2 separate regions of the Homo sapiens genome follow, and region 1 is linked to region 2. A link is a contact called in ENCODE Hi-C data. All regions are on one chromosome and are shown on one strand. The core of a region is the stretch at or near the end of the contact, and the rest is flanking DNA. Distances in the headings are between cores, read along the strand shown.

Region 1 (6,399 bases), core at 2,426-4,925, 700 kb before region 2:
GGGTAAAGTCTACTTAGCTTCCCCACAAGGTCTTTCTGGCTAGTCTGCAGGTAGTAGATGATGGTTCCATCTCGGCATTGTCTATCCTCTCCATATTCAGACTGTGTGACTGAGCTTCCTTGATTTATATAGCATCTGACCCAAAATCACAAAAAAGTCACTCCTGATGACATTTGCATGGGGAGTCTTTCATTTGGACTTCAGTTCTTAATTGCCGAAATAAGTACTAGTGAATTATGTAGCGTTTTTACCCAAAACTAATCTTCTGTACAAAGTTGTGTGCATATTGAGATGATTAGTTAAGGCAGTGTAGTTTTTTAAATTTTTTCTGTATAAATTTCTTTCCTTCTTCCCCACCTCAGGCACCTACCCTACTCCTTTCAGAGCACTTTATATCCCTCTTGAAATACAAAGAAATTGAAAAAAAAAAAAAAGTAACTGTCTTTAAAGGAATTTGTCTTCTATTAGGAGACACAGACTTTTATTTTGCTTTATTCTATTCTCTTTGTACTTGGAGAGCGTAATCAACTTGTCTCATAATGGGCTAGTGATGAAACAAGGGTGATAGTTGGAAACAGTCATTACAACATGGTTATTTTTGTTATATAGAAGACTATCATGTAAATAAGTGCAATCGTGTTCTTACGTACTGGCTAAAAAAAAAATATTGCAACTATAAGGATTTTTAAATGAGGGTTGTGAATTCCAGGAAATTTCACTGCAAAATTTCTTTTGGTTTTGTTTTTTAATAAAATGGAACCAGATGCTTGTGTCTGTGTCATCTGTATTCCCTGACTTTGTTGCCTATCCCTGAGTTGCAGAGGTGGTGCTATGGATTTCAAAACATCATATTTATTGTTAAATCACAATTATGTCCAAAGACCAAGGATAATAATAGCTTCCTTATTTTTCTCAGGTAAGTCAAGTGGCAGGCACCAACCTTCTCTTAGCTCTGCTGTTCTAAGGGAATTAAGAGATTTTAGCAATTCTGAAGAAGAATGGCTGTGAAATGAGCTTGAGGTGTAGTCTGGCAAGAACTGAGCACTATGCTTATGGACTATCTCAGGCAAGTTTATACTAGGCAGAGTTATACCATGGGGTCTGCCAGATGGGCTGGGGCAGACAGATTTCTTCTTTATATTTGCTAGTATATTTCTAAAAGATTTTAAATAGCAATTCCTTGGGATTCGCAAGGGAATATGAAGAAAATTTAAAAGATGGAGCCTGCTGGCCTGGGAAGGTGGAAAAGGAAGGCAGGAAAGGAGAATGGCCCTCTATTCATTGGCCTCACCTACTGGAACCTGGTAGGCCTTTGGTTGTGGCCTAGCCCCCCCGTGCCTGGCCCAGCCGAGACTCCTGACACATGCACTTGAGGAGCAGCCAGGATTGGACATGGCCAGGCAGGAGCTGTGGGTTTCACAGAATTTGCTAGCAAAAAGAAAACACAAACAGTATTGAGTGCTGTGGCCTCCTGGAGCTGCTGTAGATAAGGAAAACATTAGTGCCCGGAGGCTTTACTCAGGGCCAGTCTATGCTTAATTTGTAGGCAGGAAGATACTCTAAGGGGATTGCTGGGAACATTCATGACTATGCCAAATTAGAAGGCACTTTAGACTTTGTTTATGCTTCCATTATTGCAATGTTTATCTGCCCAGACACTGTGGGTATGAAGCTATTACCTAGGACCTGGAAACCATCCCTCCCAACTTCAACTTCCATCATCTTTCCACTAGACCAGGGATCCCCAAATGAGGAAATGTGTTCTGTGGGATGGGATATGTTAGAATTTACAGCAGGCTCCCAAGTTCAATTAAGTTGGGATAAGGCTTCATACAACTCATATTAGCTATTAATAAATTTTTTGTTTGTTTTGTTTTGTTTTGTTTTGTTTTGGTACAGACAGGGTCTCGTTTTGTTGTCCAGGCTAGTCTTTAATTCCTGGCCTCAACTGATCCTCTCACCTTGGCCTTCCAAAGTGCTGGAATTACAGGCGTGAGCCACTGTGCCTGGCCGCTATTAAAAACTTTTGAGAAGTCTTCAGTAAGGTCACTGATTTAACTCTATAATTCAGCTTTTCCTGAAGCTGATTGACAATAAAGCCCCATTTTATCAAGGGTTATGTTTTTCCACATTACACTGGAGACCACTGTGTGGAACATGTTGGTGTTCAGACTTTAAAAAAAAAAAAAAAAGCTGCCAGACATCATTTGCTGTAAATCTTGCATATTCCACAGACCCTTGCCTCTCTTGTCCCTGCTCCTAGTTGACAAGGGGAAAGTCAGGTGATGCACAGTGAGCAGTATTAGCCTGGGGCCTGCTTCACCTGGGGTGGGTGTGACCTGGGGAGAGATCACTGGGCACTTCCCAGAGTCACACGCATGCCAGGGCATCAGCCTGGCTTCACTGGGCATCAGCCTGGCTTGCTATCATGCTGTGCCTGAAGGCGGAGGCCCCATCCCACCTAGAAACTCCACTTTGTGGGCTTTTGTTTTGAGACTTAATGCAGCATATTCACACATTTGAGAATGGAACATTTACAACCCCAGATTTTGACAAAATTAAGTAGCTAAAAAAAAAAAAAAAAAGAAAAAGAAAACTCCCCACAGCTTTGTAATGGGCCAGCTGGGTCAGCTTTGCCGCTTAACTCTTATTCTGTTAATACCTATGTTTGGAGGACTGTAAGCTAAACCATCATTCAGAAGACACAGAAGTATATTTAGTTCTGTTTATTGTTATTGTTGTTTTGTTTTTAGTTTTTTTTGAGATGGAGTCTCGCTCTGTCACCCAGGCTGGAGTGCAGTGGCACAGCCTCGGCTCACTGCAACCTCCGCCTCCTGGGTTCGAAAGCAATTCTCCTGCACACAGCCTCCCGAGGAGGAGCTGGGATTACAGGCACCCACCACCACACCTGGCTAATTTTTGGAATTTTAGTAGAGATGGGGTTTCACCATGTTAGCCAGGCTGGTCTTGAACTCCTGGCCTCTAGTAATCTGCCCACCTCGGCCTCCCAAAGTGCTGAGATTACAGGTATGAGCCACTGTGCCCGACCTAGTTCTTTTCTAAGTCTAATAATTCTTTAGAAGCCAGTGTTAGTAGTGCTACTCATCTCCTTGAATAATGCATTGCAACAAATTGGGGAACAAAGGGTAGGGAGAGAATATGAGTCATTTTTGCTCTGCGGTAATTACTATCTACAGAAGAGTGAATACCAATTAAGAAACTCAGGTGACTGAGAGAGGTCTCCTCTTTATGAGACATTTTAAAACACTAGTTCCATCATTCTTAGTGATCCAACAACAGAAGCAATTTGACCTCTTATTTCATCACACTCACAGGTAGTAGAGAGCCTCCACCAAGTCTCACTGTAAATCTTTGTTCTTGGCTGTGAGAAGAATCAGGGAGAAAGACCTTTCCACCGAGCCACCAAAGATACCATGGGGACCCTCTGCTCACTGTGATTGCATCTCCCCTTGTTGGCTTTCAGTCACAGCACCCTAGCAAAAGAAGGTGCCGTCCTAAATCTCCAACCAGTGGTAGCCTGTATCTGCTGGCATACAGGGAGGTACAAATTAAACGCCTCAATCTCTTCGGACCTTCCTGTTATGGAAGACACGCCCCACCTTCCCCCACAGGGAACATGCCTGATTAGTCATAACCCTTAAACTAATCACTCCCGCTGTGCCTCCCTCTAACATTCCCACCTTCTTTGTTCTTAAGGACATTTACTAAATAGGCAAGGGGGAAAGCAGAGCCAGGTTTCATTGGCGGGCAACTGCACTTGGTTGCTATGAGAGCTGTATACACACACAACACAGCTGTCATTGATATTATAGATCTAATGGGAGCCAAGGGTCTCAAATCTCTAAGGAGAAAAACATAATTCAGAGCTTTGGCAATGGTATCCATGTCTATAAATACATGTGAGAGCAGAGAAGTGAATTAGAGAATGTTAGAACACAATAGAGTTAGACCTGAGAATAAAATTGCATCACTCTGGGCCTGGACCTGATGTTTTTTATGCCAGCAAAACTCCCAGTTAAATATAATTTCAGGAGACCTTTACCTGAGATTGAGGTATAATGCCAGGACCTAAACACACACAGGACCTGACTCACAGAGCTTCCTTTATGATAAGGAAAGTTAAAGGTAGTCCATTTGCCTCTTATCATATTTTCTTTCCCTCTTTTTTATCTCCCTTGTTTGAAACAAAAAGGTGGAGAGGAAAAGGGAGGACATTAATGAGGGATGGACTCAGGACTAGAACTTGGGTTTTCCTGACTCCACTGCCAGAGTTCCTTCGGCAGCACCATGCTGCTTTCATAAATGGGTAAGCACCTCCTGACCACTCAAAAATATAAGGAATGGAAAGCAAGAAAAGCTGCTGGGCATGGTGGCTCGTGTCTGTAATCCCAACACTTCGGGAGGCCAAGGCAGGAGGGTTGCTTGAGGCTAGGAGTTTGAGACCAGCCTGGGCAACAAAGTGAGAGCGCTGTCGCTAGAAAAACATTAAAAAATTATCCAGGCATGGTGGCATGTGCCTATAGTCCCATCCACTCAGGAGGCTGAGGCTGGAGGATGACTTGAGCCGAGCCGAGCCAGGGATGTCAAAGCTGCAGTGAGCTATGATTGCACCACTGTACCCTGGGTGACAGAGCAAGACCCTGTCTCTATAATAAAAAAAAGAAAACTGAAAGTTTATGTATAGGAAGATTATGTATAATCAGGAAACACTCCCTGAACAGGAACAAGTCTAGTCTGGAAGTACTGGAAGTAGAATAGGATGATGCAACCACTGTATATAAGCAGGGACACCTGCAAACACACACACACACACACACACACACACACACACACACACAACCCACAAGGTGAGTCCCCACAGAATGCTAATTTTAGCTATGCAAGGAAGCTCATTATTTTAAGACCCCAATGTGTGTTATTTTCTAGACTCGCCCCTTCAAAATATGATTAGTCATGGAAATACTGGATAGAAGAGGGTGGTTTCCCCAGCAAAGGTACCACCCTCAAGCCTGAATACCTGCGGCCCTAAATAAGGACAGACATTCCTGTTTTTGCACCCAAAAGTTGCCTTCTGGCCCACAACGCCCCCTGTCCTGTACCCATATAAACCCCAAGCCCCAGGCTGGGAGAGAAGAGAAGGAACATCAGGAGAAGTTTGGCTGGGGATGGTCAGAGAATCAGCAGCTAGACAGCCAAACTCTAAGGAAAGATCATCTTTTCACTCCATCTCCTGTCCAGCTCCCCATCCATTCCACTGAGAGCCATCACCACCACTGAATAAAACCCCCACATTCAGCCTTCAAGTTAATGTCGGACCCAATTTTTTGGGATGGCTGGACAAGAGCTCAGGATACAGAAAGTTGTCATGCTGGCCCCCTGCCCTTGCAAAAAGGCAGAGGGCCCACTGACCTGGTTAACCCTTAAGCCATCCAGAAGGGCAAGACTAAAAGAGCACACTGTAACATGCACCCACCTGGGCTTTGGGAGTCGCAGACACCCACCCCTAGACACTGCCATGGGGCCAGAGCCCCAAAGCAGTCACTCTGGTTCCTGCACCTGCCATCTTCATGATCCTCCTCCCATAAAAGGGGTTTGAACTCACCAAACAGAGAGCCACACTCCTGTCGCATGTGTTGAGAAGGGGTGCAAGGGAAGTCTCCCATTTCAGTTATATCATACTTCCCAGCACTGGCTCACAGGCCAGTGCATAAGAAGGCCATCCCTTCTTATAGCCCTGCTATGGCACTGAGACTTGCTCGACAGGAAGTAAAGAGCGAGGATTCTTTTTCATATATTAAGAGGTGCTCAATGTCCAGAGGAACCTTCCAAGTAGAGAACTCCTAAAAACAATGGATAAAATATTAACACCTCCTTTAAGACAAAGAGCTAAGCTGGTAGGAATGTAAGATAAATTCTTGGACACCAGAAACAGTAAGAAACTACTAGTCTATTCAGAGGGGAACAGGACCACCAGAAATAGAGTTTGCCCTGGGTGCCTATGTTTATTTAGCTTTCATGATCTAGGGGTCTACAATTTTTTTCTGAAAAGATACAATTTTAAAGATAATATTTTGGGCTTTGTGGGCCACATATGATTTGTCACTTACTTCATTGTTGTTGTTTCTTAGCAACAGTTTAAAAATGTAAAAGCCATTCTTAGCTGAAAGGCCACACAAAAACAGGCCACAAGAAGGGCGTGTGCTGCTCCTACAGGAGGAGCTCAGAGACAAAGCTCAGGCTCAGAATCAGAGACTCCAGCACAAAGCCAGCACCCAAAAGAATTGACACCCTTCGTGGGTAAACTGGAAAAAAAAATATGCTTACCAGAAGGAATTGATATAAGTGTTTACCAGTGTTGGCCTTGGTTCTAGTTAAAAA
Region 2 (6,207 bases), core at 2,258-4,757:
CAGAGGGGGCACATAGACTGGAATTTCCGCACAAAGGTCTCTTTCTTGTCACTGGGACACTAGGCCTTCTCAGGTGAATATAGGAAGATGACACAGACTTGGTGTAAAGGAAATGGAACCTGGTTGAACTCCTCAGAACTGCCAACTTTGGCTCAGAGCCAGGACAACAGGATAACCTGGTGTAGCTACTTATTCATCAAGCCCTTCTTTCCTTGGCATCCAGAGAGATATCATCACAGTTGGGGATGCAGTCATAGTAATTTCTTTCTCATCACTGCTATGGCATCTCAATTATTATTATTATTATTTTTTGTCATTCAAGAACAATAGCATTGATGCTGTGTCTACCGCTTTCATCCTGAAGTTTTGCCTTGTAGCAGGCTCACAGAAAAGACAAAGATGGTCATGCTGTCAGTGTTGTGCTGTGAGAAGGGACTAAAATTGCTTCTCCAGAACTTGGATTTCTCTATGACTTTCAAGGAGTTCTTTAGGAAGGTGACCAACAAAGCTGGAAACCTTGCAGGACCATATCATGGGATCTGGAAGTAGCCAGCATAAAGGTCTCTGTTTCTTCTAAGGTCACTGGAGTAGATCAACATCTCTAATTCAGGGTGACTGGCATATGTTGCTCAAGATGCAAGCCTTGCTTGCTTCTTGCTTCTTTCTTCTAATCTTCCTGCACAATGAGAATGGGGTTTCTGACCTCTGGTACGTCACAGCAGAGTCCTGCACAGGTCGGTTTCTCAAAGATTCTTCCCCTCTGGCCATCACACAGTTTCACAGTTCTTCCTTTCCCCACATCTGGGGCATGGAGCTTGTGGCTGCCACTCCCATTTTGGAGAGATGAAAGACGGGTGCCTGTGTGTGCGCTTGTTTGTGTGTACACATGTAACAGTTTTTCTTTTGGGTATAGCCCATTCATGCACTAAAATCAGGCAGCAAAGTATACTGTGGTTGTGCAAGAAGAGCTTCATTTGTCATTGGGGAACTCTGTGGTAAAACCACAAAGTGTGCTGTCCCACCTGCTGGTTCCCCAAAGGGAAGGATGCAAATTCTTGTGTCTTTTTGGTTTCCCTTCATGGTAGGAGAGGTAAACAGCTTGAAGGGAATACATGGTGCTGCTATTGTTGTCATTTTTTCCCCAGAATGAGAAACTCTCAATGAATAATTAAATTCTGAGTCACAGGAAAAAGCTAAAATGAGAACCCAAGTCTCAAAAACTAAAGACCCAGTGCTTAAGACCCTCAAATTTGTTGCCTCTGTAAATCAAACTGCAGTCTTTTGTGGGTGATGGAGGCAAGTGAAGGAGGAGGGATAACAATTAAACTACAGTGTGGCCAGGCGCAGTGGCTCACACCTGTAATCCCAGCACTTTGGGAGGCCAAGGCAGGTGGATCATCTGAGGTCAGTAGTTTCAGACCAGCCTGGCCAACATGGTGAAACCCCGTCTCTACTAAAAATACAAAAATTAGCCAGGTGTGGTGGCGTGCACCTGTAATCCCAGCTACCCAGGAGGCTCAGCCAGGAGAATCACTGGAACCCGGGAGGCAGAGGTTGCAGTGAGCCAAGATGGCGCCACTGCACTCCAGCCTAGGCAACAGAGCAAGACTCTGTCTCAAAAAAAAAAAAAAAAAAAAGAATTAAACTACGGTGAAGAGAGAGCAAAGCGAATGCAGAGTCATAGCTTCCCCTCTGTGGCGAAGCCATGTGTTTCCTGAGTTAATAGAGATATTATTTAGTGAATATGTGAAAAAGATAAAGGCCACTTTGCTACCTCTTTTTCTAATTTCTTAAAATTCTCTACATATTTTCAGAATCTGAACGGGCTCTTTTGCTACAGACGTAGTCCAGTTAAATTTTCTGACTGAGACTTGAAGAAGGGCAGTTTGATACAGAAATTTGTATATTAACTAAATAGCCTTCAGAAAAAGTGTGGCAACTTCAATGAAATATACACTCTCTTAAGTTGGTTTTACTGCTTAGAAGTAGCCTCACACCGTATTAAATATTTTGCTGCCCATTTTGCCATATATCCAGTGAATATTAAAAATATCGTTCACTATATAGAACTGATTAATTGAAGAAAAATATAGCTTCTTATCGCTGACATTATGAGGTTAGAAATAGCATCCTGTGCTAATCTGCAATGCCAAGAAATGAAGATGGTTTAAATCAGATCTCATGACTAATGCATAAGATCCAAAGTTCTTTTATTCCTGGCTATTTTAGAAAACTGGGGTGTATTTTTACCCTAAAAACTAATTCTTAAGATTTATTGAAATAATACAAAATGACTTATAATTAACATCTCACAATCAAGATTTATAGTTTACTGATTATTAGAGAAATAATAATTTCTCCATCTTAATTTTTAAAAATATGTATATGCAATGGTTTAAGTCCATATTCAAGAATATTTGATCCTTAGTTGTTATTTTTGTTTTTAGATAATATCGGGAAAGATAATGTGCTTTAATAAAATGGAAAGTTTAGATTGATTTCTGCAGTTGCTAGTCCATTTTAATTGTACTTATTGTGAATTCATTGAAATGGAAAGAAATATATCCAGCAATAAAGTAGGCCTGTTATTTTTGCTTGTTTTTGTTTTGGTCATGACAAACTGTGAAATGCTGTGTTTTTTCTATAGTTCTAGTCTATGAAATCTGCAATCTTTCCACTTGATTTACGAAGGACCTTAATTACTGCTGTCATTAGCACCTAGTGTTCAAAACAGTCTGTTTAAATGTACTGTTAGTCTCACCTCCAAGTCCCTGCTTGCTTTATTTTTTTCCAAGGGTAAGTAAAACAATAATTGACTTAGTAACAACAATCATTATGTACAGTGAGTTAAATATTACACATTTTTGATGCCTATTTCTATTTATTTAGAATTTGGTATTTGTGTGTTCAGTCTGGCCTAGACTTGGAACAAGTGTCCGTAAGTAGCGCTGTTACTAGCGCAGACTTATTACCTGGGTTTTAAAAACAAGTCACTCATTTGCCTTTTTCTTTCCACATGGATAGGGATGACAGACAACTGCTGTAAAGCTTCAATGTTTCTGCCTGGTCATGCACAGTTCTGCAATATAATGCATAAATGTATAACAACAACTTGGGATCGCTTGATACTTTCCTTGGAATAAGGAAACCCTACCAGGCGCGTCCCCGCGCACGCGCGCGCGCATACACAGACACACACACTCACACACGCTCTCACGCACACACACAGGTCAAAAGTTGATTTATTTCTGAGATCCCCCCAGAATCTTTCTTCTCTCCGTCGCCGACGGCTCTGGGCTTCTCGGCGGGGCGGTAGTGTGGTTGGGGGCGTAGGAGGGGCGCCGGGCGCCGAGGCGACGGAGACGGGAGCCGGGTGCTGGTGCGTGCCGCGCCCGCTCCTGCCGGGTGAGAGTCCGGGCCGGGTTTTGCGCCGTGTCCGCGGGCCTGTCTCACGGCCTCCAGCCGCCGCCGCTGCCGTGTTTACTGAGCTCGCGCGTCCTGATATCACTCCGCTGGCATGGAGGAGGAGGAGGAGGTGGAGGAGCGAGAGGAGGAGGAGGAGGCGGCGGCGGCGGCGGCGGCGAGCAGTTGATCATTGTGATGGTGGCAGGAGCAGCGGCGGCAGCGGCAGCCCAGCCGAGCGTTAGGTGCTGCTCTCTGCGCGGCGTTTTGCAAAGGACTTCACCGATCTACTTTTGCAGTCGCCTCGGACTGTCCATGTGTTTACTTCCCCCAGCCCGAGGATTCGATATCTAGGTTCCTGTGAAATGCAACTGAGCAGCCAAAGTACTTTGAGAACACGGGGCGGCATAAACACCAAAACTTTTTTGTGGAAGGAAAATGCAATAAGCAAGCTTGCCGTTTTCCGATGCGGTGTGGAGTGAGTGTGTGTCGCGCGTGTCCGCACTGGAGGCATATGCTTGTGTGTGTACATGGGGTGTGTTTTTCGGTATGTAGGGAGAAAATGCTTGCCAACCACCGGAAATCTCCTGGAATTTATTAGAAAATAATGGATTATAAAAAGAAGGCAAGCAAGGAGCGGATCTCCCCTTGAGTTGCAACCCGATTTGCTGCTGGCTCAGTTTGTTGTGATTCTTTTTGTTGATAGGTGTCTGATGGTATTCCGATAACGTTCCCCCCTTTTCTTCCCCTTGAGCTTTTACAGTTTAAAAAAAGGAAACAAAAACCACCCCAAAATCTCCCCCCCCGTTTTTTTCGCCCCGTCGGGATCGCCGTTTCCATCCATGTGCTTGCGTCTCCCCCGCGTTCCACTTAAACTATTTTAATCCTTGGACCCAAGGAGGAGGCTGATAGGGGGGTGGATAAAAAAAGTTCTTCCAAAATAGTGTGCCCGGGGAGCAGGATGGGGGATTTCGCAGCCCCCGCTGCTGCCGCGAATGGCAGTAGTATTTGCATCAACAGTAGCCTGAACAGCAGCCTCGGCGGGGCCGGGATCGGTGTGAATAATACTCCCAATAGTACTCCCGCTGCTCCGAGTAGCAATCACCCGGCAGCCGGTGGATGCGGCGGCTCCGGGGGCCCCGGCGGCGGTTCGGCGGCCGTTCCCAAGCACAGCACCGTGGTGGAGCGGCTCCGCCAGCGCATCGAGGGCTGCCGTCGGCACCACGTCAACTGCGAGAACAGGTACCAGCAGGCTCAGGTGGAGCAGCTGGAGCTGGAGCGCCGGGACACCGTGAGCCTCTACCAGCGGACCCTGGAGCAGAGGGCCAAGAAATCGGGCGCCGGCACCGGCAAACAGCAGCACCCGAGCAAACCCCAGCAAGATGCGGAGGCTGCCTCGGCGGAGCAGAGGAACCACACGCTGATCATGGTGAGGGCGCACGGGCAGCGGGCTTGCGGCGCGCGTTGGGGGTGGTGGTGGTGGTGGGGGGCGCGTGGAGCTTCTTACATGGGGGTACAAGGGTCTGATTTGCACGGTGGGTGAGGTGGGCTGAAGCCTAAGGGTTAACGTCAACTTTTCTTAGGGAAAAAGCTGCCGTCGTCGCTACCTGTTAATCTGTCAGGGTTGTCAGATTTGGGGAGGAGGGGGCGAGAGGGGAGAAGCCAGTCACGACTGCGAGGGGCGGAGGGAGCCTAGAGGAGCGTCGGAGTGAGGTGCTGGAAAAGTTTCCCCCCTTCCCTTTCTTAAGATACCGATTTGAAAGAGTGAACCCCTGAGTTGAAACCTTGCTCCTCCTCTTCGCCGCTCCCCACCCCACCTCTAGCCGCGCCGCCTCGCCTCCCCAGACCCGTCCCCCTACGCCCACCCCTCTCAGCACATCCGCCGGGTGCGTGGAAATATTGATGCTGTCGCAGGTTCTGGGCGGGCACCAGGCCCTCAACCCCTAGGGGGGAAGCGGGGAAGGAGAGCCTCTCGCCTCCTCTCCCCAGCTCACCCCCTTTGGGCTGAGAAAGTCTGAGAGTTTTGTGAATGAACTTTGAAGTGGGTGAGAAACGAGCGAGGGTGGCTGCGCGCGGGGGTGCTCGCGGGAGCGCGCGCGGATGCGGGGCGCGGGTGCGCTCCGCTCTTTGCTCGCGACTCGGGGCTAGCCCGGCAGGTGGAGCGGCTGGGAGGGTTAAGAGGGGAGCGGCCTGGAGGGGGCGGGAGGGGAAAGCAATACCCAGGGTTTGCGCCAAGAGGCCCCACCACACAACTTCGCTTGGGATTCTTTCCTTTTTTCCTTTTAAACTTGCGTGCACGGAGTCTTTCTCCGCTTGGCGCCCCCTGCCCCGCTGCCCGCCAACTTTGGGGGCCTGCTTAATAAGCCCAGAGCAATGGAAGGTAGCAGGGAGGTAAAAGAGGCTTAAATGGCTGGGTGGGCGGGTTCGAGGTAGGATGAGCAGCCAATGGCTTAACTTCTCCAGGAGGAAGGGGCAGTTCCCACCCCCCAAGCCGGAGGCTAGAATCCTTTCTCTTATCTCCCCTCTCCGGTTCTTTTGCTTTCCTTTCTGGGTGAGGGGAGGCCGGAAGCTTGGGAAAGGTGTGTGCCCCCCCCCCCCGCACCGCGCCGCCCGGGTGCTGGGTGGGCCAGGCGACGGGAATCCTGGAGCGTGCCGGGGCCGCGCGCCTTCGCCTGTTTCCCGTGCAGACCGCCCAGCGATCGGCGGCGCAGAGCCCGGCAGGGGCGGCCCTCCCGTCGTGCGGTTTAGAAATCGCACACGTTCCCGGTCTGTGAGTCCCCGGCGCCGGGGTGGTGCCAGTGCTGC

The links. Hi-C counts contacts between places; a loop is a spot of excess contacts on that map. Pooled maps may share reads with other maps.
Region 1: a loop to region 2 is called in a map of PC-9, with 5 times the contacts of the local background. The contact joins the enhancer-like site here to the promoter of MAML3 in region 2. A Hi-C loop is called at or near these places in 3 of 168 maps with a recorded cell type or tissue (IMR-90, PC-9 and aorta) and 5 of 50 pooled maps.

What each region holds. Positions count from the first base shown.
Region 1 is chr4:140,854,172-140,860,570 of GRCh38, reverse strand. It overlaps RNF150 (ring finger protein 150), which reads left to right. Exons shown (of 7, transcript NM_020724.2): 7 at 1-764. Among named protein-coding and RNA genes, the nearest start is that of TBC1D9, 100 kb to the right of the region's middle. Within about 2 kb of position 3,675, at least 5 of the 41 ENCODE cell types and tissues checked have a DNase peak (open chromatin) inside an H3K27ac peak, as active enhancers do; they include PC-9, where a contact is called at or near this core.
Region 2 is chr4:140,151,484-140,157,690 of GRCh38, reverse strand. MAML3 (mastermind like transcriptional coactivator 3) reads left to right here and starts at 3,507. Exons shown (of 5, transcript NM_018717.5): 1 at 3,507-4,831. The coding sequence starts at 4,364. RefSeq lists an enhancer at 5,946-6,207.